Regions from separate parts of the Homo sapiens genome. Here regions 1 and 2 are each linked to region 3. Evidence: chromatin loops called from intact Hi-C (ENCODE). Cell type or tissue: dorsolateral prefrontal cortex. All regions are shown on one strand.

What was found. Hi-C counts contacts between places; a loop is a spot of excess contacts. Peaks named below come from ENCODE experiments on the same cell type or tissue, not always from the same donor. Only the 100,000 strongest peaks of a DNase experiment are listed, where the experiment ranks them.
Region 1: it touches region 3 in a loop (3-fold over the local background); 9 of 110 quality-filtered maps call a loop at or near these places.
Region 2: it touches region 3 in a loop (4-fold over the local background); 8 of 110 quality-filtered maps call a loop at or near these places.

Annotation. Positions count from the first base shown.
Region 1 is chr3:117,056,017-117,064,016 of GRCh38, forward strand. The region is part of intron 1 of LOC124909415 (a long non-coding RNA gene); the gene reads right to left. Among named protein-coding and RNA genes, the nearest start is that of LINC00901, 140 kb to the left of the region's middle. In dorsolateral prefrontal cortex, CTCF peaks have their summits at 3,219 (motif pointing right) and 3,422; no DNase peak of the experiment used is centred here; H3K4me3 peaks cover 852 bases; H3K27ac peaks cover 4,959 bases.
Region 2 is chr3:117,394,027-117,402,026 of GRCh38, forward strand. No RefSeq gene overlaps it. Among named protein-coding and RNA genes, the nearest start is that of LINC02024, 290 kb to the right of the region's middle. RefSeq lists enhancers at 5,188-5,888, 5,889-6,588. In dorsolateral prefrontal cortex, a CTCF peak has its summit at 4,246; a DNase peak (open chromatin) is centred at 4,335; H3K4me3 peaks cover 2,252 bases; H3K27ac peaks cover 6,044 bases.
Region 3 is chr3:117,522,475-117,530,474 of GRCh38, forward strand. All of the region lies in intron 2 of LOC105374056 (a long non-coding RNA gene), which reads left to right. Among named protein-coding and RNA genes, the nearest start is that of LINC02024, 160 kb to the right of the region's middle. In dorsolateral prefrontal cortex, a CTCF peak has its summit at 4,210 (motif pointing left); a DNase peak (open chromatin) is centred at 4,197; H3K27ac peaks cover 622 bases.

The sequences.
Region 1 (8,000 bases), 470 kb before region 3:
GCTTTTTTTTTTTCTCCCCCCATCTCCTTTCTGTTTACAATGGGACACTGAAAGAATAAACTCCTATTCCAAATTCATGTGTTTGGCTTACACATATCTTAGGAGGGGTCCCATTATATGATCCTAAGACAGCATTTAAAGCAGGGATGTGATGGGGCAGAAAAAAGATAAAGGAAGAGTAGGAGGGAGAAAAGGTCTAATAACAAAATTGATGATTTCAAAAAGCCCATGATTAAAAGCTAATTTGTTTCCAGGTTTTCTTCCACAGAGAAATTTCAAGTGTCTACTCTATTGTGTAGAAAAATATAACCTACACCAGGACTGAGAATATTTGCTATGTTTACCTAAGAAATCGTTTAACCAACAAAATATTTTGTCTTTATTTAAGATTTTCAACATCTAAAGAAAAATACCAGTAATCAGATAGATGCAAACTTATGTTTTCCAGAAAGTTCTGAGCTTTGCTTTCTCCCTCTTGCTCCTACCTTTTCAATGGCTTTTCCTCTCCAATCAGTGTCCTTACAGATTTCCTTAGCCCTGCAGGTAAGAGCTAGGCAGTTTAGTGATGCTCTATTGGTTTGAAAAGAGAAGCAGTCCTTCCTGGCTAGACAGCAAAGGGGAGAATTATGTGAGGAGGCAGCCACATTAAGAGATACTGAAATGCCCAGAGACTAGAAACAAAGGAATAATTACCAGGGATGTTTAACATCTTTAAAACATGAGATTACTGTAAATATTTAATAACAATGCTTTTGGGTTAGCTAGAAAGTTATAAAAGTATTTTGGAGTTGAGAAGGAATATAGACAGTTGCTTGTCTTCATTTTATAGGACAGCCTCACAGCTGCAAGCAAATCCTAAGAAATGCCAAAAATTACCTTTTGATGAGATTGTCATAAAGCTAATAAGACTTAAGCTTCCAAGCTCTCCCTTTGCACAGACCCTGATATGATTTGGCTCTGTGTCCCCACCTAAATCTCACCTTGAATTGTAATAATCCCCATGTGTCACGGGAGGGACCTGGTGGGAGGTAACTGAATCACGTGGGTGATTTTTTTCCATGCTATTCTCATTATAGTGAATAAGTCTCAAGAGATCTGATGGTTTTATAAAGGGAAGTTCCCCCACACATGCCCTCTTGCCTATCGTCATGTAAGACGTGACTTTGCTCCTCTTTTGCCTTTCACCGTGATTGTGAGGCCTCCCCAGCCATGTGGAACTGTGAGTTAATTAAACCTCTTTCCTTTATACATTACCTAGTCTTGGGTATGCCTTTACTAGCAGCATGGGAACAGACTAATACAGACCCCAATGAATGCTGGGTGTTGTATGGTATTATCAAGTAAGTGAAGAGGAGCAGGGAGCCCAAGTTGCAAAGAGGAAGTATTTCTCAATGAGTTTTTTGGGGAAAATGTCTAGAAATTTCAGAAATAGGAGATAAGAATCTCCAAGCCTGAAGTGATTGGTGGTTATTTGATTTCTAATTCAAAATAAATATTATTCCCTTTTATAAATAATTTTGTATTTAATTTTGTATTCTTAAGAGCTCAAGTTTTGTTTTTTTCTTTTTCTTTTTCTTTTTTTTTTTTTTTTTTGAGATGGAATTTCATTCTTGTTGCCTAGGTTGAAGTGCAATGGTACAATCTCAGCTCACTGCAACCTCCATCTCCCAGGTTCAAGCAATTCTCCTGCCTCAGCCTCCTGAGTAGCTGCATGTGCCACTATGCCCGACTAATTTTGTATTTTTAGTAGAGACGGGGTTTCTCCATGTTGATCAGGCTGGTCTGGAACTCCCAACTTCAGGTGATCCACCTGCCTCAGCCTCCCAAAGTGCTGGGAATACAGGCATGAGCCACCATGCCCAGCCTGTTTTCTTCTTTAAAAATTTTTTTAAAAATTATTTTAAATATATTTTTTTGTGGGTACATGGTACATGTATGCATAGTGTACATGAGATGTTTGGATACAGGTATGCAATGTGAAATAAGCACATCATGGAGAACGGAGTATCCAGCCCCTCAAGCATTTATCTTTTGGGTTACAAACAATCCAATTACATTCTTTAAGTTATTTTAAAATATATTATTATTATTATTGACTATAGTCACCCTATTGTGGTATCAAATAGGTCTTATTCATTCTTTCTAAATTTTTTGCACACATTAATCATTCTCATCTTCCCCCAGCGCCCCCACCACTACACTTCCCAGCCTCTCGTAACCATCCTTCTATTCTCTATGTCCATAAGTTCAATTGATTTGATTTTTAGATTCCACAAATAAGTGAGAACATGTGATGTTTGTCTTTCTGTGCCTGGCTTATTTCACTTAACATAATGATCTTCAGGTCTTTCCATGTTGTTGCAAATGACTGGATCTCATTCTTTTTTACGGCTGAGTAGGAAAAAATCTAATAACCCAATCAAAAAAGGCAAAAGATTTGTATAGACATTTCTCAAAAGAAGACATCCCCCCAATTTTCCAAATCTTAGGACCCACAAAATCTGGATCATCTCTGCAAGCGTTATAAGAGTTAATTCTCCTCTATGATTTTAAACTGATTTAAGATGTGAGAAAGAAAAGTGACTTGGAGCAGTCTGAAGAATGTGAGGTCTGCAAAATTTATCAGGCCCAGAGAAACAGGAGCTTGAGGATTCAGTCACATCCTTTGCAACCATGCCCAGGGGTAATTGCTGAAAGGTATTTTGTTTTTACTTTCTTTCCTGTAGTTTCCAGACTAGCTGATAAATTTCTTCAAATGTTACTACAAGTTACACAATGTGACCCTCAACCACTATCTTCAAGTTCCTGAAATTTATAATATAAGAAACAATATATAGCCAATCAATAGCTGATGTTATTTTAATGAACCAACATAAACTTCTGGTAAACAGCTTAGAAACTATCCCCTAACTTCTTTTTTTCTCTTTAAAAACCCACTTGTAACTGCTGCTAATTGGTGCATATATTCAGGGCAATTTGAATTGGTGACTCCTGAGCTGCAGTTCTAAACCTGGGCCCAAATAAACTCTCTACTTATATTAATTTTGCCTTAGTTTCTTCCTATAGGTTGACAAATGCATTACTTTTGGTGGTTGCTTAAAGTATTGTAGCTTTATCCATTTAAGTGAAAGAATTATATTTGTTAAGAAATAGAAATATATGGTCATGGAGTAAAAAAATTATTGGAGTTGATGAGATGTTTCTTTACTACCACATGGTGGCAGTATCCCTAAAATCCTGAGTGTAAATAAATGTTTTCCCTTGCTTCAAGTGCAAAAACAATGTTTACAAAAGGGAGTGGGGGAGGGGAGCTCTTGAACATATAAAATTGTATTTTGTTTGGCTTGTTTATATTGTGACAGTCCTTTATTAAATCAGCCATGAATTTGATGGAATAAAATACCGTTTTGTTTTTTCACTTTTCAGATAATACATATGGTCTTTTAATTCTGTATCTGGATGTCTTTAATAGTAATTAAAATAAAATCTTAGGCAATGAGAAATACTATGTTTCATATGCTCATCGCTTCTCACACTTGAGGGAGATGTGGGCAGGAGCAGCGATGTCCTATGTTTCTAGGGCTCTGCATATTCCTCAGTGCTTCATACTTTTAAAGAAAACATTAAAAAATACCAAACATTATCATTAATTGGATTATTGCTGAGATCATAAGGGATTCTTTATCTATTGAAAGAGCTGGGATTGTGTTATTACTTAGATAGATTTAAGATATGCTAATTGTCCTCATTATAATAAAATTTGGGAGTAAAAAGAAATCGTTGCAGGCTTTTGTCAGTGTGCTGATGATCTGTCTCCTGTTTTGTAGCCAACTGGACACGGTTGTGGAGATTTTACATAGGTTCACTAGATTTTCTTGAGTAGAAAAGAAACCCACAGTCTCTCTGTGTACTAAACAGACCGTTGGCAATATCTAAACAGCTGTTGGCTGTATGATACATATTTGGCTAAAAACAAACCCATCTGTATTTAATGCATTATTGCCAAAGTGTACTAACATGCTGTTTCCAGTCTGAAAACACTGGTACCCTCATGTGAGACGATCAAATTGAAAATCTCGCAACATGGCTCTTGCACTTCTTGGCTATGCAAACAGAAATCCTAGGAGTGTGCCAGCGGATGGCAGAACCTGTTTCCAGAGGTTTCAGTTGGGAGGTGAAGGGGAAGGCAGTGGATAGACACAGACTAGATCACCCTTTCCCTTGATAAATTCTTTAATTATTTTATCCTGCCTTTCAAAATAATTCCTTAGTATCTATTACCTCTTATGTACTTTTGTATAATCTTTATTTTTGCTGATTAAAAAATTATATTTAATATGAGAAAAATTAGAAAATACAAAGAAAAATGGAATAAAAAGGTCACCCTTTATTCTACCACACAGTTTACATAGATATGCCACTTCTGAGTAAAGTTATTAATTAATGACCCAGGTAATTAACATGAATCAATCAATCCATTTACTAGGATCACTGGGCCTGCATAACAAGTGACAAAATAGACTAAGAGAGGTCAGACAACTTGCTGAATTTGCTTATCTCTTAAGTGCTTAATCAAGGATTCGAACCCAGATTTGTCTTTCTTAGAGCTGGGGCTTTAGCCACCACAGCACATCACTTCACATTAAGAAAATAATACCATTCACAAAATATGTCCCCAGAGGTCAATGGGATATAGACAACTGTTTTTATGATAATTTAAGATGCAGTTGAGACTTTGAAAGCTAGATTATATAATAATTACAACTGTAAACAACAGCTTAGTTTGTCCATGAGTGAAATAATCACAAATGTGCTAAAATGTGTCTATAAACAGTGAGATATGGGATTTCCTAGTATTTATCATTTAAATAAAACATGTGTTAGCTAATGAATTTTTTAAGTTAATTAGTGTAATGGAATTTTCCTCTAAATACTAGCACTTATTTTATTTGACAAAACACTGAACAATTTGGGAAGATTCTTGTAGTTTTTCATGATTTGAATAATGCATAGCTTTTGCTCATTATAGGCAAATGTTCAAATCAACCTCAAAGAACGCTTCACCTGGAAAGCTCTAACTAAATGAGCATTTTTCTCTGCCTACCACTAGCACCAGCTCCCGTAGTAAATAGTCAACAGCTGGAGTGGTAACAGGGAAATCTCAGTGCAACTAATGAGATCCCCATATTTCACAGCTCAGAGGCTGTAAAATATCTTTTTTTAAGAAAAAAGGGTAATTACAAAAATCTCACTTCTTTGTTTGAGTGTAAACCGAAAGAACTGTTACTTTTAAAGGAATGAACTCTCTGTACTAATAATCAAATTCATAAAACTATACAATGTAAATGAGGATAATTTATAAAGTGATTGGTTTTGCAATACACAATGTCACAATCCCATCCAAACAACTAAGATGTGTCTGGAGTATAATTAAATCTAACAATAAATATTTTTAAAACATTATTTTTCCCTACTTCTCAAGTGAAATAAAGAAGTGCTGGCAACATTATGGAAATGTTCAACTAAATGCTGCAACGCTTCATGATACGGAGAATATATTAGTCCCAATACACTACAACATCCTTGAATATACATTTTTAAGCATGTTGACAAAATGCCACTTCCCCAGGAATCCATTTTAAATAATTCAAATTAACTCTGAAAAAATGTTTGCTGAGGCTTTTGTTTGATTCAAGTTTCTCTTCTGCCCCCAGCCTGTGTTTGGTTTTGCTAAAAAATATTTAGAATAAATAGAGCAAGCACCTCTCTGATATACCACTACTAAAATTCCTAAAATTCTAGAACAATTAGAGTTGGGGCCAAACACAAAGTCATAATATTCCTATATTAGAGAAGAATTTCAGTATTCAGGAGAGAAGACAGAAAAAAAAAAAAGAGAGAAATGAAAGAAAGACATGAGTGAACCAGAAAGTCAACAACAGTCAGTGAGTTAGAGAGAATTGAAATGCCACACATCTAGAAAGGTAGGCACAAAGATAAAAAGAAAACAAAAGAGAAGTGTTAATGCTTCAGTGATAGGGAAAGAATGAGGAGAGAATAAGGATGGATTCTAGGAAAGACATCCCTCAAACTCATTTAGTGCTCAAAGCAATCATGTAAAATAATTGTTGACCTTCATGGTGTAGCCTTGTGAAAAGAAGAGGGCGAATGAGTATGATTCGGACTGAGTGCTTATTAATTGCGTGGCCTTGACAATTAATCTCAGAAAGTTTACTTTAAAGGTAAAATGGGAATTTTTGAGCCTTAAACTATATGAGCTGGCATATACAGCAATATCTAACATATTATATGACTTTTAGATTGGTAGATATTTGATTAGTGATAAGTTAGGTTTCACTTTAAAGATTAAACGCTGGGCTTCAAAAAGATTCCAGGGAACTCAGCTTGGAAACAACCCCTTTGTTTGTTTTTAAATGTCTGTAATGCACCTAGCACCATCCTAGCTTATTGTAGGTTCTCAGTAATTGGTTGCTACTTTACACTTCATGGTTTGCCAAGAGCCCTGTCTTTTCTCACCCTGTCTTCTCTCACGCATCATCTGATGAGACCTAAAAAAAGTTGTTATGAAAACATATTCTTTAATACAGCATAAAGAGTTCAATTTGCAAAAACTTAAGGTGGCCCTCTTCACAACTTCTAAATAGTTAAGGGCTTTGTTCCTTTTAAGACCTAAAGCTCTAACTACTTTCCCTCTACCCTGCTTCTTTCATTGCTTCATTCCATCAAACACTGTCTTGTACAACTCCACATTCACTTTCTACAATGCGAAAGGGAAGTACACTTGTCTTCTTTCTGTGCTTGCTCCCTTTCTTAAACAAACAAGAGCTGGTCACACAGAAAAACCCAAAGTAACAAAAGCAAATCCATTTTTGACTCAGATATCCCTTGACTACTATCCTTGTCTCACTCTTTTCAGAATTTCAGAAAAGAACCAAATATTTAGTGACTCCAGGTACTCATCACTCATTACTCACTCTTTCTTAATTTCTCGATAACTGCCCCACTCCTAGTTATTACCCAGAAACTGCTTTTCCCAAGGTTTACAGCAATCATCTCATCAATTATCTTATCACACAGGCAAATAGATTGGTGATGGTTAGATAACTCTGTCAATATACTCAAAACCACCGAACTGTGTACCAATTGTGAATTACATGGTATGTGAATTATATCTCAATAAATCATATACATACATATACATAAATATATATACACATAAGTACATGTGTTTATGTATATGTATGTGTGTATATATTAATAATTTTGTATTTTTATATATTATATTATATAAGCATATATATGAGAGAGATCAAACGGATCTTCAAACAAATGAATTTTCTTATCCATTTCTCCTTGACCTGGCTGCTGTTTTCGGCTTGTCCTTCATCCCTCCCATGTTTGAATCCCTCCTCTCTGGGCTTCTGTTTTGCTGACTCTTCTAGATCTCCTCCTACTAACTCTGATTCTTTCCACCTCATCTCAGTCATTGACTCTTCTTCCTTCTTCTCTCCACTGAACTTGGAGGCTTAAACGATGAGCTGTATATTTTCCCTTTACAGTGTATTTCCTCAGTTACCTGCTTTTTCTTATCACTTCAACTATCATTTCTCTTTTGATTAAATCTAGGTACATACCTGCTACCCTGATCTCACTCCTAACACTGCAACTTGAATCTTTGCTGGCTATCTTTGCCTGGACATCCCTATTCAAAAGTAAGTTTGGCTTCTATGTATCAGGTGCTTATTCTATATTACTTGTCTTTCTTTAAATCATTCAGGGGAAGCTGATTATGAACCAAGATTTGGGAGGGTAGTGGATCTGCTAGCATTGCAGTCCTAGGACTGAAAAGAGGTAGGCTTTTGAGAGTAAACACAATGGCTTAGGCAACAAATGGTATATTAGGTCATATTAGCCATGTTACTCAGCCTATCAAGTTATTTGCTTTTCTCTTTCTCAGCACAGCTCATACTCTCTACTTC
Region 2 (8,000 bases), 130 kb before region 3:
TTGTAAATTGTATTCCATTCCACTCTCCACTGTTTATCTGCCCTGACAGTCCACTGCAGCTCTTGTGTAGCTGGAAGCCCACAGGGCATGTGTGACTTTTCTCAAGCTCTTCCCAGCTGTCTTAAGTGTCTCTGTCCTTCTTGTATTTTTCTATCTGTTGCTTCTTTTTAGAGGTCCCTCTTCCTCTTTCCTTGATTTTCAGTTTTTCTCGCTATATGCATCTCTCTCTCTCTCCCTCAGATTGCCTGTGTCTTGCAGTTTTGTTACCTTACAAACTGCTACTTCGTTTTATCCCTGACTTTCTTTTCTTTGAAATACATTTTTCATCTTTCTTTTATAGTTTATTTGTATTTTTTCTGTTTGGTTTTTGGCAAAGGAGCTCAGCAACTGACCCAGTAAGCTAACACTTTCAGAAAATGTTGAGTGATGGAAAAGCAAATTTTTAAAAATCTCTATTACTTTCCTATCTTCTTTCTTACTTGCTGCTCATTCTAGATGTCCTCATGTCTATTTCATCGTCTGCTTTTATACTAAGCTTTCTCCTCTTAAGCATTGCTTTCCCTACACTTATCTGCTATTTCAGATCTTTAAATATCCTACAGTAGTCAGAATGGGACTGAGTACTGACCTGTGAGATGCTTACCACCAGAAATATTTTGCAAGTTCAGGCTTTTGAAAGAAACAACAGAACTATATATTATGTTTTATATGTCCATTCGGGAAACTTAAGACATATGGGGGCTTGGCAGAAACATCATCAACATTGGAGTAGTGCTCAGTCATTTCCACAGAGAACAGTCTTACAACCTATCACCGTCTTCTAGTAAATGGGTACCAATGCTGATGGAAAATAAATGGGAACAAGAAAGATTTAGGAAATGTTCCCAAGTCTTTTGAGGAAGACTGAATTAATAAAAACTGTGAGATTATTGGAGTAAGGTTGTCTATTCTTGTGTTCTAATATACCATTGAACCATGACCTTTCCAATGCACTACCTGTAAATATAAAGGTATATTTAATAGAAGAAATTTTTCTGATATTCAGGGCTTAAAGGCTCAAATTTGCCTTTAAAATTTTTTTCTCCCAATACTGGCAGGAACAACATTTTTAGATCTCATTCTTTACCTTAAAATATGATTTTCAGCCCAGAAAGCTTTACTCTAATCCAAAATAAAATTTCTGTGCTACAGAACACAGGAGCAAAGATTAGATTCAACTCATCTTTGGCAATCAATTCAGGGAGCTATTTTGCACTCCCTCCTTTTTCCATACCTGCCAACACACTTCCTATGGATGCTTTTCTTCTCTTAACTCTAGAGAAAAACTGGAGGTGAGAAAGTCTGTATTCAATGAATATGGTAGGTTTTATTAATGTAGTCACAGAGATGTTGCATAAATTAAAAAATAGTACATAGTTATCTTTGCATTATTTTTTTCCTTTTAAGATGACTTTGTGTATTTACCACTTAATTTTATAAAACCCTAAAGAACTTTTTAAAAATCGCATCAGATAAAATAAATATTCTTATCTAAATGGAGTTTTGGATCTTCTCCACTTGCCAATAATTATTTTAAAATGAATTTATGGTCTAGAAGTCTCAAAGACCTAGTTATTCTTGAATTTGTTGTTATTGACTAGAGTCAAATGCTAGTAGTTAAATATTTAGCAAATTCTTATGAAGCTAGAAAAGCCATGCATAAGCAGTAAAAACTGTAAGAGATTTCCCCTTGGGTTAAAGAATAAGAAAGTAAAAAGACCAGTTCACCTGAATCAGAACCCTGATGTCCAATGGCTCTTGCTGACACTCTACATGCTGACGGAAGTTTCTTGTTCCTTTTTTTCCAGTTCTTTTTGTCTCCCTATTTTTTCTCTGTATTGAAAATGATGCTCATTTTGCTTCTAAGTGATGAAGGAGAAAGAAATGCCTGTTTCACAGATCAAAAGCAGGCACTGCTTTAGAGCAACACTGGCTGAATGTCTTACATCATAACTCTCTCTGGCTTTATCCATCATCGCCAACATTTTCTCTTTTGCAGCTTTGAGGGTGATGGGGATAGGTCATATATTATTAGTGGAATACAAAGAAACACAAGGGTGTATAAGAAGCCCTGGTTTCAGAACCTCAGTGTGCCAATACCCAAACTAACCCATAGAGACTCGTAGTCTTCTAAGAGTATTTATTTACTTGCAAGTACTTATTGAGTTTCTATTATCTTACCTCTAGATTATTGAAACAGTCTCCTAATTAGTCTCTCAGCTTCTGTTCTAGCCCTTCTTCAGTCTATTCTCAACTCAGCAGTCAGAATGATCCTGTTACAAACTAAGTCATTCATTCAATCCTCTTCTCCAAGGCTCCTCAGTTCATGCAGAGTAAAAGCATAGGTCCTCATACATTGCCACACATGATCCTCCAGCATCTCTTGAACCCATCCTCATTTAGTCTCCTCTCACTTGCTCTACTATACCTCAAAGATTTCCTCCTTATTTTTCAAAGCCACCAGGTAAGCTCCCACCTCAGAGCCTCTGTGGCTGCCCTTCTCTCCACCGGTTTCTCCCCTCCTTCCCCTAGGCACAGTAAGACCTCTCCTGGAGTCCCTATCTAAAATTGCAGCCCCTCCCCCTATGTTCCCTGTCCCCTTTTCTTGCTTTCTTGTTCCCCTTAGCACTTACCAATATGTACCATACTATATATTTTTCTTATTTGTTTATTTTTTATGTTTCCAACTAAACTGTAACCTCCATGAAGGCAGGGATTGTTTGTTTGTTTGTTTCATTCTTATATCTAATGGTGCCTAGGAAAGTGTCTGGCATTAAGTAAACCCTAAATTAATATACTCTGGGTTAATGAACTGGTGAAGGAAATCCAATAGTTAATAAGACAGACATGGTCACTGCCCACAAAGCTATCACAATCAACTGGGAAAGACCATACGCATTTAAAGAAATAAACAATCATTTTAAACTTTGGCAGGTACTATAAACAATGAACAAGATACTGAGGCAGAGGATAGCAGGAAAGCCGATGTAGCTTAGACTCAATGGTCAGGAAAGGCCCTCCTCTGGGTAAGATTTGAAGGATGAGATAAAACTGAACATGAGATGGTGTTGGGATGGGGGCAGTGAGCAATCAAAGAACCGTCGGAATAGAGGGCACAGCAAGTGAAAAGACCTTGGTGTCCTGAGATAGAGAAAACCTTGCTGTATTGAAAGAATGAAAAAGACTTGTGAGGCTGGATCTAAGTTGTCCGAAGAGGAATAACATCATTGTTCACATGTATGGGGCTATACTAAGATGCCAGACACTGTTCTGAGAGCTATTTCTAGATCTGCTCATTAACTCTCCTGATAATCCTATGCAGTGGATAGTATCACATTATCCATTTTATAGGAGGAAACAGGGTACATGGCTTGTAAGTGGTGGGGCTGGAGTTCCAGAAATATTCCATGCATAAGCACAGAGTGCTTAAACACACTTCCTTGGATCCCCGACACACCCACTTAAGTGTAGAATTGAAGCGTAGAATGGGTGTGTTGAGGATCCAAGGAAGTGTGTTTAAGCGCTATGTGCTTATGCATAGGATATTTAAAGATCAGGCAATATAGTTGCCAGAATTTATAGTCCATAGTCCTTTCACCTGTGAAAAAAAAAAATGAAGTGAGGAGAGCAATATATTATCTTGACCTCACAGGGAGGAAGATTGGCGGTACAACTTTTACACAATTACAGAGACAAACAAGTGCAGTGCAAGAATGAAAACCTATCTTGCCTTAGACTCCACAGGTTATCTGCCCTGGATCAATCAGGGATGCCCCTGCACACTCACAGGCCAGGGTCCGCATGCTCTGGATGCAGGGGGCTGTGTGCACACAGGCACACACGTATCTTATTCTCAGCCACTTCCTTGAAATAACCAGGAATACAATCCAAAAGGAGTGCTTTGTGTTTCTGAGAACCCTCAAAGAAGCTTTGAAAGACTTGAAGAGAAATGATCTTAACAAAAGAACAAAAAAAAAAAAAAAAGAAAGAAACTTGAAAGTGAACAGAAGTTCTGAAGTGTGTGGGGGTGGAAGAAGCTTTCTTGGAGAGGAACAGTAAGGAGATAGCTAACTCAAAGCGACCAGAATAGCTTAGCGAGCTGAGAATTGAGAATTTTGTGACTCGGTGGTTCTGCTCCATAGGGACACTGCCGGCTCCCGGGGAGAATGCATCTTACTCTGCCCCCTAGGCAGGTCCAGTTTCTGGACTTCCCTGGCCACACAGCTGGAGATTTCCACATCATATATTCTGCTTGTCTTAGAAAACTGAAGGACTGATTTTCTGGGCCTTCTGACTGACCAGAGAGCGTTCTTTGTGAGAGACACAATAGCTATCTATTCCTTTGTGCAGTGTGCTTTGCCAAGTTCCATGAGGGCAGCGGTCCCTGCTATCTTTGTGTAATTCTGGGCAGTCTGAGTCCCACAAATTGGATTTACACAGCACCTGCGAGTTCTCACACAAGCCCCCTTGTTGGTAATATCATTTGGCATATGTAGCAAGCATTCATTTTTATCATAGTGTTAATTGTTAGCCATGGCAGTAACAAGCCAGAAAAAAGCACAGGCAGAAAAAAAGCCACGTCTGCTCAATTAAAAGGGGTAAATGGCTTGGCGGCACGGCAGGGTGCTGCGGACACAAAGAGCAGGTAAAGGAAGTGACCTGTGGTGTTGAAGTTTATTTGTTTGAACAGCTGAGAATTATCTCCTGACCTAAGTCACCTCCATAACAGGTGGCCCTTTCTGTCTGAGTCCCACAGCACTTGGCTTGAGAGAGTGTCCAATCTCATTCATGTGGAAAAGATCAACTCTTTTTTCCCCCTGTAAGGAAAAAAAAAAAGGAATGTGACTGGCTGTTCAATTGTAATCATTTCTTTGAGTGCCTCTGTGTGGAAAGGATGCTGCCTCACCTATTCCTCAGTTTCCACATCTGTAAAATATGGAAACTACTACTTGCTCTATTTCCCTTCGAGGGCTTTTTGGGAAATCCATACAGTAACAAAAAAAAAAAAAAAAAAAAAAAAGACAACACATTACCAATGCTAAGTGCAAAGTCACAAAGTCATGTTACAAATGTCTACAGGAGCAAAACTACAGTCAAGAACAATGTCATAAGATATTTTAAAATTCATGGCTGTGGATTATTTGTTGAGCACTTGTTTTGCTGTAGCTCCTGGTGACTGGGGGATACACACTCCTTGTGAAGGGCTCTAGGTGTGGCATAGACAGATACCTCTGCTTCCATAGCAGCCTTCTTCTGAACCCCATGCTATTACCTGCTGGACAGTCAGCAGTGGGGCACCATCACTGTGGCAGGTGAAGCACTCTACCCCAAAGAGAGAGAAAAGCTGCCTTTCATTGCAAGCCTCCTCTCCAGACACACTCTGGAGTCACAGCAGTTTTTGTCTGTGTGGCCTTGTCCTAAAATTGCTGGCTGTTCTCCTCATCTTCCTTTCTCTTGGATCAGAGTTAGCACTGGGAGAACCCTACAGGGTGATTGTCAGACCACAGGCATGTTCTGGCTCTGTGGTCTGATAGGCTGTCTGTGGGCCTTCTCTGTGTACCCAAGCCATCTCTGATTACACACAGAGTGCCAGAGAAAAACAAAACACTTTCAGTTTAGGCAAAGTTGAGAAACCCATCAAAATAAACACTGTTGATGGTCACAGATTTAAAAAAGAATATGTAGAGAGATAATAGGTAAAATGCATTGACAGTCACAGACATAGGCTGCGTGGCTGGCTGCCCCTACTGCTTAAAGCACTGTGTGTCCGGAGATCTAAGTGTCATTAGTGGTATTTACGAATCCATCAAATGTGCAGATTTTTACTTTGCAGATCAAGTAAAATAAGGAGAGAGGACGAGAGGCATGCTGAGACTCCATGCTGCTTGAAGAGAAAAACCCTCATTTGTATTCCTAAGCCCTTTGCCATGAACTGCTGATGTCCCCAAACAAAAAGAAAGCTCGTGGTTTCTGTTCTGGTAAATTAAAAAGCCCTTTAGCTTAACAGCAAAGCATCTGTCTACCTTGTTATACATATGGCATCTAATCAGAATGCAGGAGGTCAGGGCAGAGGGGAGTAAAGAAAGTGAAGATATTGGGGTAGAAAGCTAAGGAAAGTATTAAACCTAAGATTTGGGGAGTAAATTAGTAAGGAAATGAATTTTACAAAAGAAAGAGGAGAATAGCAAATGAGAATCAGGGAAGGTAACAAAAAGATAACATCCAAAAGAGGAGCAAGAAAGAATAAACGGGAAAGGTGTGTAAAACTGAAATGAAGTTGGTTGACGATGGGAAAAAGAGAAGGATCGTCCAGCAGCAGATAAAGAGCAGCTGGGGAGAACGTAACAGATTCTGATCGATCGTGATGTCTGGATGAGCTCAGTTTCAGGGCTGTGATAATCTTTACAATGGACTGAGCTTTGCTCTCGGGGTTTATGATCCTGGAAGAACCACTTGATTGACTCATGATTCTCCAATTGATCACTTCATATCAGCAATCTTTGCTTCTATGACTCATCACCACTCAGAACCTCTCACAAAGAAGCTGTTGTGTCTTGAGAACTTTGGTGATATTAATTATTTTTTAAAGAGTATATTAAAACTTAGATAGCCCCTGTTGACATTCCACAAGGAGAAAAATGCCCTAAATACCAATAGCTGCCTGTGATATCCTGTGATAGAAAAGTAATAAAACAAAGTAAAAATTAGGAGGCATGCTAGACTGTGCTTCTATTTCCTTGCTGAACTAAGTCGCAGCTTTGTTAAGAATTATATAGCAGTTGGCATGTCCAGTTGATATTTACTTGCAAAATCATCATTGGCTCTTATACAGCTCATTCTTGACTCTGATACGCCAACGTTCCAATCTACATAAAGGTCTTTGGGGTAGTATGACATGCAGTGATTCTGAGTATGCTTTAGAAGTCTTTAGGCAGTATAGACCTGACTTCAATCTAGCTAGAAAGGTGGAAGACAAAACTCTTTTTCAGCTGAGGCTCTTTCTCAGAACAGAGGCCTTTCCTCCTCTTCCTACACACAAAAAAATACTCAGCCTGGGTAGGAGGAGCTGGCTCTAGCCCAATAGAGCAGATTATTTACCAGTTTCAATTATCTGCACTAATGCTCCCCTTCATTGGTGAGGGTAATTGAGAGTTGAATGTATTTACAAGGACAGGGCTATAAAGCTGAAACAATTTTACAAGGTGTGGTGCAGAAATGAAAAGGTAGAAAAAGAGCTGGTCTAGACAATGCTTTTTGAAAACATATTTCACATAACTCTAGCAAGATTGCTAGGTCCTGAGGGGAGGATGGGTATTTCAGAAGAGCTATTAGAAGTGCTATTAGGTTTTAGGAGATTTTTGTGGAGTTATTGGACATTTCATATTTTAAGTTAGGATGAGGGTATTATCTCTGAATCCAATTCCTTTCTCTCCTTTTATTTCCAAACCCACTCTGGTCTTCATCCTGCTGTGGTGTGCTTGTTCCCAGGAGCAATCTAGCATCCCAGTGGAAAGTGGCCGACCTAAATGTGGCTCTCCAAAGACAAAAAATTTATTCTGGGTATTGTATGATGACCCAGATACAGTATGATATAAAATAGAATATATTACTGTGGGTCTGATAATGTCGATTTCAAGTTTCCTAACCTAGTATCTACTTATAGTATTATTATTTTTAGGTCCGGCTTCTCCCTTTACAAGGAGTAATGACTATGTGTGGCCAACATATTTGGCTTTATTACTTTAACTCTCAATATTCTGATTTCTCTTTAGATCATATAAATCTTTTGCCTTTCTCATTAACTCTCAAAATGAGAAGCCAAAAAGTTTTGTTGCTGTTATAGTTTGATTTTTTAAAGTATACAAATGACATCTGCTTTCAAAAATATTGAAACCACTGGGTTTATAACTTCTTGAAATACCAGTTAGTTTGGTGATAAAAGTTAAACGAGACAAGCATGA
Region 3 (8,000 bases):
ATTTCAGAGCCCCACCACCAATAATGATAATTTAGTAGGTCTAGACCAGGGAACAGAATCTGAGTTTAAACAGCATCATTCTAGTTATTCTCATGCAGTCTAAAATGTGGGAACCATCACTTGAAGCTATAGTTGTTTTCCTTTAATTGTTCTATTTTAAATAAGTACATTATATAGCAAATATACTGTCATATCATTATCCTATAAATTTAGAGGTTAGGGGTATCTACCCAGGAATATTTGGTTTCTCTATTACTTCATTGTGAGAACCTGAACACAATTTACTGTCACAGTTTCCCAACAAATCTAAAAATTTACTGGTGATATTATTTATACTTCTAAAGTTATTTAATAAAAAATATTTAATTAACATCTTATTCTATTATTTGATTATATTCCTAAAATGTAAACTTCTATGATAGTTCATACAGTTACAAATATCCAGCTTGTAAAGAACATATTAGAAAGACTCATTTTTGTTGATGGGGAGGGAATCCCAAGAATTTGCCATTCCCTGGAAATATATTCACCAGGAATTTCCTAGAATTTATGAAATTATACCACATAAATTTCCACCCATGTCTACCCACTGGTAAACTGAGGAGAGAGAAAAATCAGTGATTATTTGTGGATTAAAAATGAGATACATCAGACAGCAACATGTCCTAGGTATCAAAACAAATCAGAGAGTATTAACCTGGAGTCGTGTCATGTAACACAGAGGAAAAAACAGTGCATCATGTTTCAAAGCCTGGATTCTTGTTTGGAGTCATCCACTAACAGTGATGTGGGCATCTGTTTCCTCATCTGAAATTTAAGACTGTGAGACAAGATGATACAGAGACATCCTCTCAGTTCTGACAGTCTGTGTTTTTCATCCACACTTGCAGTGATATAGACCTATCAGGAGGGACGACTGGAATCCTGACTAGATTGAGTTAGATTTAGAGCATCTCAGAGATAAGCCTGCGTGTGGTCTCCTTACAGGATAGCAAAAAATATTGCAGGGCACGCACATAGGCAGGAGTGTGAGGTTTCTAGAATGTCATGGCTGCTGCAGGATAAGGTTGAATTGTGGGTCCTGGAAAGAGGTGACCAGGGAGCTCAGCTGTGACTGAGGATGAGGTGATTAGGGGACAGTTTCTGAGTCAGGCTGCCTGAGGCAGGGGAGAGGGCCTGAGGGCAGGGTCACTTCCTGGAGCATTACCAGTCCTGAGCATCACCACTTAAACATCAGAGAGAAAGGAAGAAAGGCGATAGGTAAGTGACACTTCCCGATATCGCCTTGGGAGAATGGCTTTTGCTTTATTTTTCTTTTCTTTTATTATTTTCAAAAGAAAACATCAGGAAAGCTAGTCAAGCCAGCTGCCTTTTGAGTAAACAAAGAACCAGAGTTCAGGGAGCAAGGGTGGCAGTAAAGATGGATAAGTCAGAGGGTAGGTGTTTTTCTCTCAACATGAATTGTGAGAAGTTTCTCAAAACTTACATTATAAATAAATGATAGTACTAACATTTTTTTCTTTTTTCTTTCTTTTCTATTGACTGACCATGACACTTCTGTCTCACAATTCCTCACCATTTTGCCATGAGGTTTTCTCCTTCCCCTTGCCTAGGTTCAGAATAAAAGATGCCTATATATTAGGTCCCGCCAGAAAAAAAGGCAAGAACTCACGTGTTAGTAAAACATTTAATAAACCTCAGCACACACTTGGCCAAATTCCTGGAAGATCAGAGCTGCATCCCTGAAATTTCTTTTTATCTTGATCCAGTTAACTGCCTGTTTAGAGTAAATGATGTGCTCCCACGTTCTTTATACTGTCCTCCCCATATAAGCATATACACGAGAGGATTATACCTGCTCTCCGGAAGCTTATAATTCAGACGTTATTACCCCTTTTGGAAGTATTCTCTGGGAAGCTCTTTTCACTAATGTTCAATTTCAACAATAGTATTACTATAATAGCTAAGTTTCATTTAGTGCTTAGTGTGTTCTAAGCACTCTCAAAAGTGCTTCATATATATTTAATCATTAACTCTTACCATAACTCTATGCCCTAGGTAATATTATTGTCCCCATTTTACAAATAAGAAAACAAGCACCAAGAGATGTTAGGTGAACTTGCCTAGAGTTACACAAAGAATAAGTGACTGAGCCACTCATTGAAATGCTGCTCTTGCAAGAAAACATAAAATTGTATGATGGTGCCACATAACACATACTTGACACGGGCTTTGAAGGCAGAGAAGCCTGGGTTCAAATAAAATTCAGCCACATACTAGCTGCATGATTCTAGGACAAGTTACAGAACCTGAGGCCATCAGTTATCATCTGTCAAAATGGAGTGAATACTTATAAAGGTTACATGAGGGTCAAAAATAATGTATAAAAGGAGCCTGGTACATAGTTGTCATTCAAAGAGAGCTGCTGATGTTATTAACATTAGTTGACTATGTAATATTACTTAAAACTCTTACTTCCTATTTTTCTTCCTACTGCAATAAAGTTTCTGCCATTTCTTCTCTCTGTGTGAAGTTTTTCTTCTTCCTCGGTCTGTAGCTGGAATGTGCCTTTCTGTGCCAAGCCCACTGACTCATGGTGATATAGCCCACAGAGCAGGGTGCAAGCAATAGAAGGGCCATACCAGGCCACAACATATGTCTCAGATTCCCAGGACAAGCTTTGTTCACGGCATGGAAGAATGGCTGGTTAACTTAATCCCAGGGTTGCATTCTCCGTAATGATACATCTCAGGCCATCGATCCATGGCTTTATTTTCAAGCTTGTTTAAGCAGGAGCTATAAAAAACAGAGCATCATGCACGTGCAATATGGAATTAAGCCTCACACTCTTACCACTCTAATTCTCTTAGATACCTATTTGTTTGTCTTGATTTTAGAAAGCAGAATTCAGTAAAGAAACAAATTGGGGAATATTTTTTAGGGTTATAATCTTCCACGTAATGATATAAACGATTCTGTGTAGAATTGCTATCTTGCTGGTGAGTTGTTTTCTGAAATAATGTGCCCAAAACAGAAATCAGCATTGTTTTTTTGAGGCAATTCACTGTGGCATTGTGGCTGCTGTGAATGTTCTAGAAATTGTAAAATACGCTTTTGCAAACGTAGAGATGGTTTTAGTTTTCTTATATCAATAAGCAGTAGGATTAAATGTAACAGGCTTACGAGAAATGAGGGAAATATTCAATGCATTTTGCGATAAAGAGCAAAGGAAGCTCAAAGCTCCTTCAGCCATAACGACATCCTTGTTTCTTCTTCCTTTTCCTTTCCCAGTGTGTGTATGAAAACCAGGAAACAAGGGAGAATCAAGTGCTGGGTTGGGTGAGGTTAAGAGAATCGGGTTCTCTTCACATTTACCTTGGACTTTTCAGGAACTTTCCTATAATTCATTTAAGCTCAATAAGTTCTATTATCTTCTTTGGTAGAGCTTGTTGGGGGGACTATAGTAATCCTGCCAAGAAAATGTTATCTTGTTCCTCAAATAACAAAAAAGTGATTTGTATAAAAGCAAGGTTCATAATGTAAAATCTAAGTATATTTGAAAGAAAAAATTTCTAAAATATTTGAGTCTCGAGTAAATTCCTTGAGCTTCACACCATACAACTTAGTTCTTGGTAAATTAAAAGTAGGGCTTCTAGTGATTTGCATAAAAACTCTCAAGAGGAGGACCTCAGATACATGGCTTATCAAACTGGCACTTCATAGAGTCTGGGCCATATCAGATCCTTGAATGCTTGCTTCTTAATAGTAACTCCTATATAGTTTCTAAGGGGTTTCGGCTGTCTATATTATGAGGAGTGCATGTTTTTAAGAGCTTTACAGGGGTCAGGAGAATTGGCTTCTCTCTCTTCATTTGCATTTAACGTTCTAAAAGTTCTTAAGCTGGAAATGATCTGAGAACTCTCTCTGGGAATCTATTTCTTAGTTTCTAAATAATCAAACCTATCATCAGTCAATGCACTGTTTTATCTTCCTTCAGGCAAGTTTAAAATATGTACATATATATGTTATAGAAGCTGTTTTTTTTTCAAACCTCATTTTATGAGCCAATATGTTTGTTTCCCAAAGAAAAAAAATGTTTGTTTTCATGATTTTGGCAGAAACAAATGTTTTCTTTGGGGCTGTTCAAATAGTCATATTTTCAAGTTTTCTTGCTTCTTTCTATTGGGGGGAGCACCCCCTGGTGGAATACCATGAAAATGTTTGCCACGTGTTTTGACTCTAATATTCAACAGACAGATGTGTTTTGCAAATATTACTTTTACACAAAGCACACTCAGAACCATTTTGCCAATGTTAATGTCTTGGAAAATTCCATGCCTTCTTTCTAATTATCACCACAGTATTCAGAATGGGCTCCCTTGTTTTAGGTGTTACACAGTTGTGGTCAGAGATGCTGCAGCAGTCTCTGTGGGTCAGAAATGAGTCGGGAAGGGCACTCTGGCATTATGTTCCTACTTGTGGGAAAAAAGGGACCCTTTTCTCCTTTCCCTCAGTTCTTCCTTCTTTCCTTCCATTTCTTCCTGCTACTACAAACAAAATGGCATTTGTTGGAGGGTCTGACTGGGTGAGAAAACAGTCGGCCATGACAGTGCCCAGTTATAGGTAAAGCCTAAGGTACATCTCTTTCCAGAGTAACGTCCCTGTCACTGCAAGCTGGGGGAGATTAACAGAAAGGGAATTTGCTGGGAGATATTCTTAATCCCCCATATCCCCCCAAATATAAATTTAAATTAGTACTAAAAACATATCAGATTAATCAATAAGCCTGTAATTTCTGTATCTTATAGAGAAAAAAGTATCATCCCCAAGGTAACTGGAAAGGATGGGGCACTATTGTTTATCATTGCTGTTGTGTGCTGAATTGTGTCTCCCCTCCTCATAATTCATATGTTGCAGCTCTAACTTTCAGCAACTCAGAATGTGCCTTTATTTGGAAACAGGGTTTTGCAGACGTAATTAGTTAAGATGAGGGTATGCTGGGGTAGGGTGACCAATGTGACTGGTGTCCTTATAAAAAAGGGAAATTTGGACACAGACAAACACACAGAGAACAGTATGTGAACATGAAGGCAGAGATTGCAGTAATACATCTACAAACCACATTTCTAAGAAGAGACCAATCCTACCAAGACCTTGATTTTGAACTTGTAGCCTCCAGAGTTTTCAGACGATACATTACTGTTATGTAAGCCACTCAGTTTGTGGTACTTGGTTACAACAATCCTAGCAAATGAACCTTCCTCTGAACTCAAGTGGTGGTCCCTTCCCACACATAACCTTTCTGAGTAGAGACCAGTTTTTGTAGCTGCTGTTGTTTTAAAGTAAGGACTGAAACAGTTTACTGCCTCCATCAACTATTGCATCATGTTATGCAGCCTGTATTTTCTTAAGAATGAAAATAACGTTTTCTTTATAAAAGCAAGCCAAAATGGACTATAAATTATATAGATGTTTCTTGGCTCACAGAGAACTATAATTCATCTGGAACCAAGTAGGAATGGATCTCCATATTTTTAAATTTTTATATTTTTAAATTTTGTGGGTACATAGTAGGTGTATATATATATATGTGGGGTACATGAGATATGTTGATACAGGCATACAATGTATAATAATCACATCAGCATAAATGGAGTCTCTATCATGTTAAGCATTTATCCTTTCTTTGTGTTACAAACAATCCAATTATACATTTAGTTATTGTTCAATGTACAATAAATTATTATTGACTGTAGTTACCCCGTTGTGCTATCAAATACTAGATCCTAGTCATCCTATTTAACTATATTCTTGTATACATTAACCATCTCTACTTCCCCATCACCTCACTACCCTTCCCAGCCTCTAGTAACCATCCTTCTACTCTCCATCTCCAGGAGTTTAATTGTTTTAACGTTTAGCTCCCACAGATAAATGAGAAAATACAAAGTTTGTCTTTCTGTGCCTTGCTCATTTCACTTAACATAATGACCTCCAGTTCCATCCATGTTGCTGCAAATGACAGGATCTCATTCTTTTTTATGGCTGAATAGTACTCCACTGTGTATATGTACCACATTTTTAAAAATCCATTCATCTGTTGATGGGCACTTAGATTGCTTCAAATTATTGGTTGTTCTGCATAGTGCTGTAATAAACATGGGATTACAGACAGCTCTTTGATTCACTGATTTTCTTTCTTTTGGATATATACCTAGCCATGGGATTGCTGGACCCTATGGTAGTTCTATTGTAAGTTTTCTGAGGAAACTCCAAACTGTTCTCCATAGTGGTTGTACTAATTTACATTCCCACCAACAGTGTACAAAGGTTCCCTTTTCTCCACATCATTGCCAGCATTTGTTATTGCTCATCTTTTGAATAAAACAAGTTTTAACTTGTTTTATTCAAAAGAGGTAAGATCATGTCTCATTGTGGTATTGATTTGCATTTCTCTGATGATGAATGATATCGAGCACCTTTTCATATACCTGTTTGGCATTTGTATGTCTTCTTTTGAGAAAGTCTATTCAGATCTTTTGTCTATTTTTTAATTGGATTTTTAGATTTTTTCCTAGGGAGTTGCTTGAGCCCCTTATTCTAGTTATTAATCCCTTGTCAGATGCATAGTTTGTAAATATTTTCTCCCATTCTGTGGATTGTCTCTTCACTCTGTTGATTGTTTCCTTTGCTATGCAGAAGCCTTTTAACTTCACGTGATCCCATTTGTCTATTTTTATTTTGGTTGCCTGTGCTTATGGAGTATTACTCGAGAAATTTTTGCCTGGCCCAATATCCTGGAGAGTTTTCCTAATATTTTCTTTTTGTAGTTTCATACTCTGAGGTCTTAGATTTTAATTCCTTAATCTACATTGTCTTGGTTTTTGTATATGGTGAGAGATAGGGTTCTGGTTTTTACTTTTCTGCATAGGGATATCCAGTTTTCTCAGCACCATTTTATTGAAGAGAATGTCCTTTCCCCAATGTATGTTCTTGCCACACTTGTCAAAAATGAGTTCACTCTAGATGTATGAATTTGTTTTTGGGTTCTCTATTCTGTTCTGTTGGTCTATGTGTCCGTTTTTACAACAGTATCATGCTGTTTTGGTTACTATAGCTGAGTAGAGACCAATTTGAATGATCTCTGTTACTACAGCTGAATAGAGGCAAATCTGAATTGTCTCTACTGAGCCACAGTAACTTCCCATGGTCCCCAGGCCATCCCATGGTCTCCTGGCCAACTACTTTCAAAAGCACTTAAGACAAAGATGGAAGGTAGATAGCAGGTTGGATGCTGGGCAATATATGGCCAGTCTCCCAAGTCCCAAGTGATTCTTCCCCAATACAAAGTCCTAACAATAACTTTCACTGCCACTGCGCAGAACCTAAATGTAATGGCAAAACTGCTAAAGAGCTCAGAGTCTCTCTCCATGTTCTGTGTTCCCGATAACCTGAGTGTGGTTATTCTAGCAGGCAAACAAAATAGAAACAGAGATATGTGTCACCTGAAATACCTGTGTTGGTTGGAGTTTTCTTCAAAACTCTTCTACCTGTCTTTGATACAGCAGTTCATTACAGCGAGTCTCATCCTCTACTATACAAGGTCATGATTCTCTTGCCCAAGGGACTGTCCTCCATGCTGTTCCCCAAATACAGCAAAACCTTTTCCCCATTTGATCTGCTCATTGTACAGTCTGCATCTCCCAAAGGCATTCTCTGTTGGACATTTATGGAAATCCACTTCATCTTTCAGATCCAGCTTGAGTCCAGCCTTTTACATGAAGCCTTTCCCAGTCATACAAAACCACATCTATGTCTGAATTCCTGTGAGACTTGTTGACTATGCTTTAGCCTCTGTGAAATTCTCTCCCACTTTAAATAGCAAAGTCCAATAAAAGCAATGGTAACTCATTCTATTTCAAAGGTACAACTTACAGTATATTTCAGGCTGCTGGGGATACAGTGGGTAAGCAATACAGGCTTACTTGCTAAAATAAAAT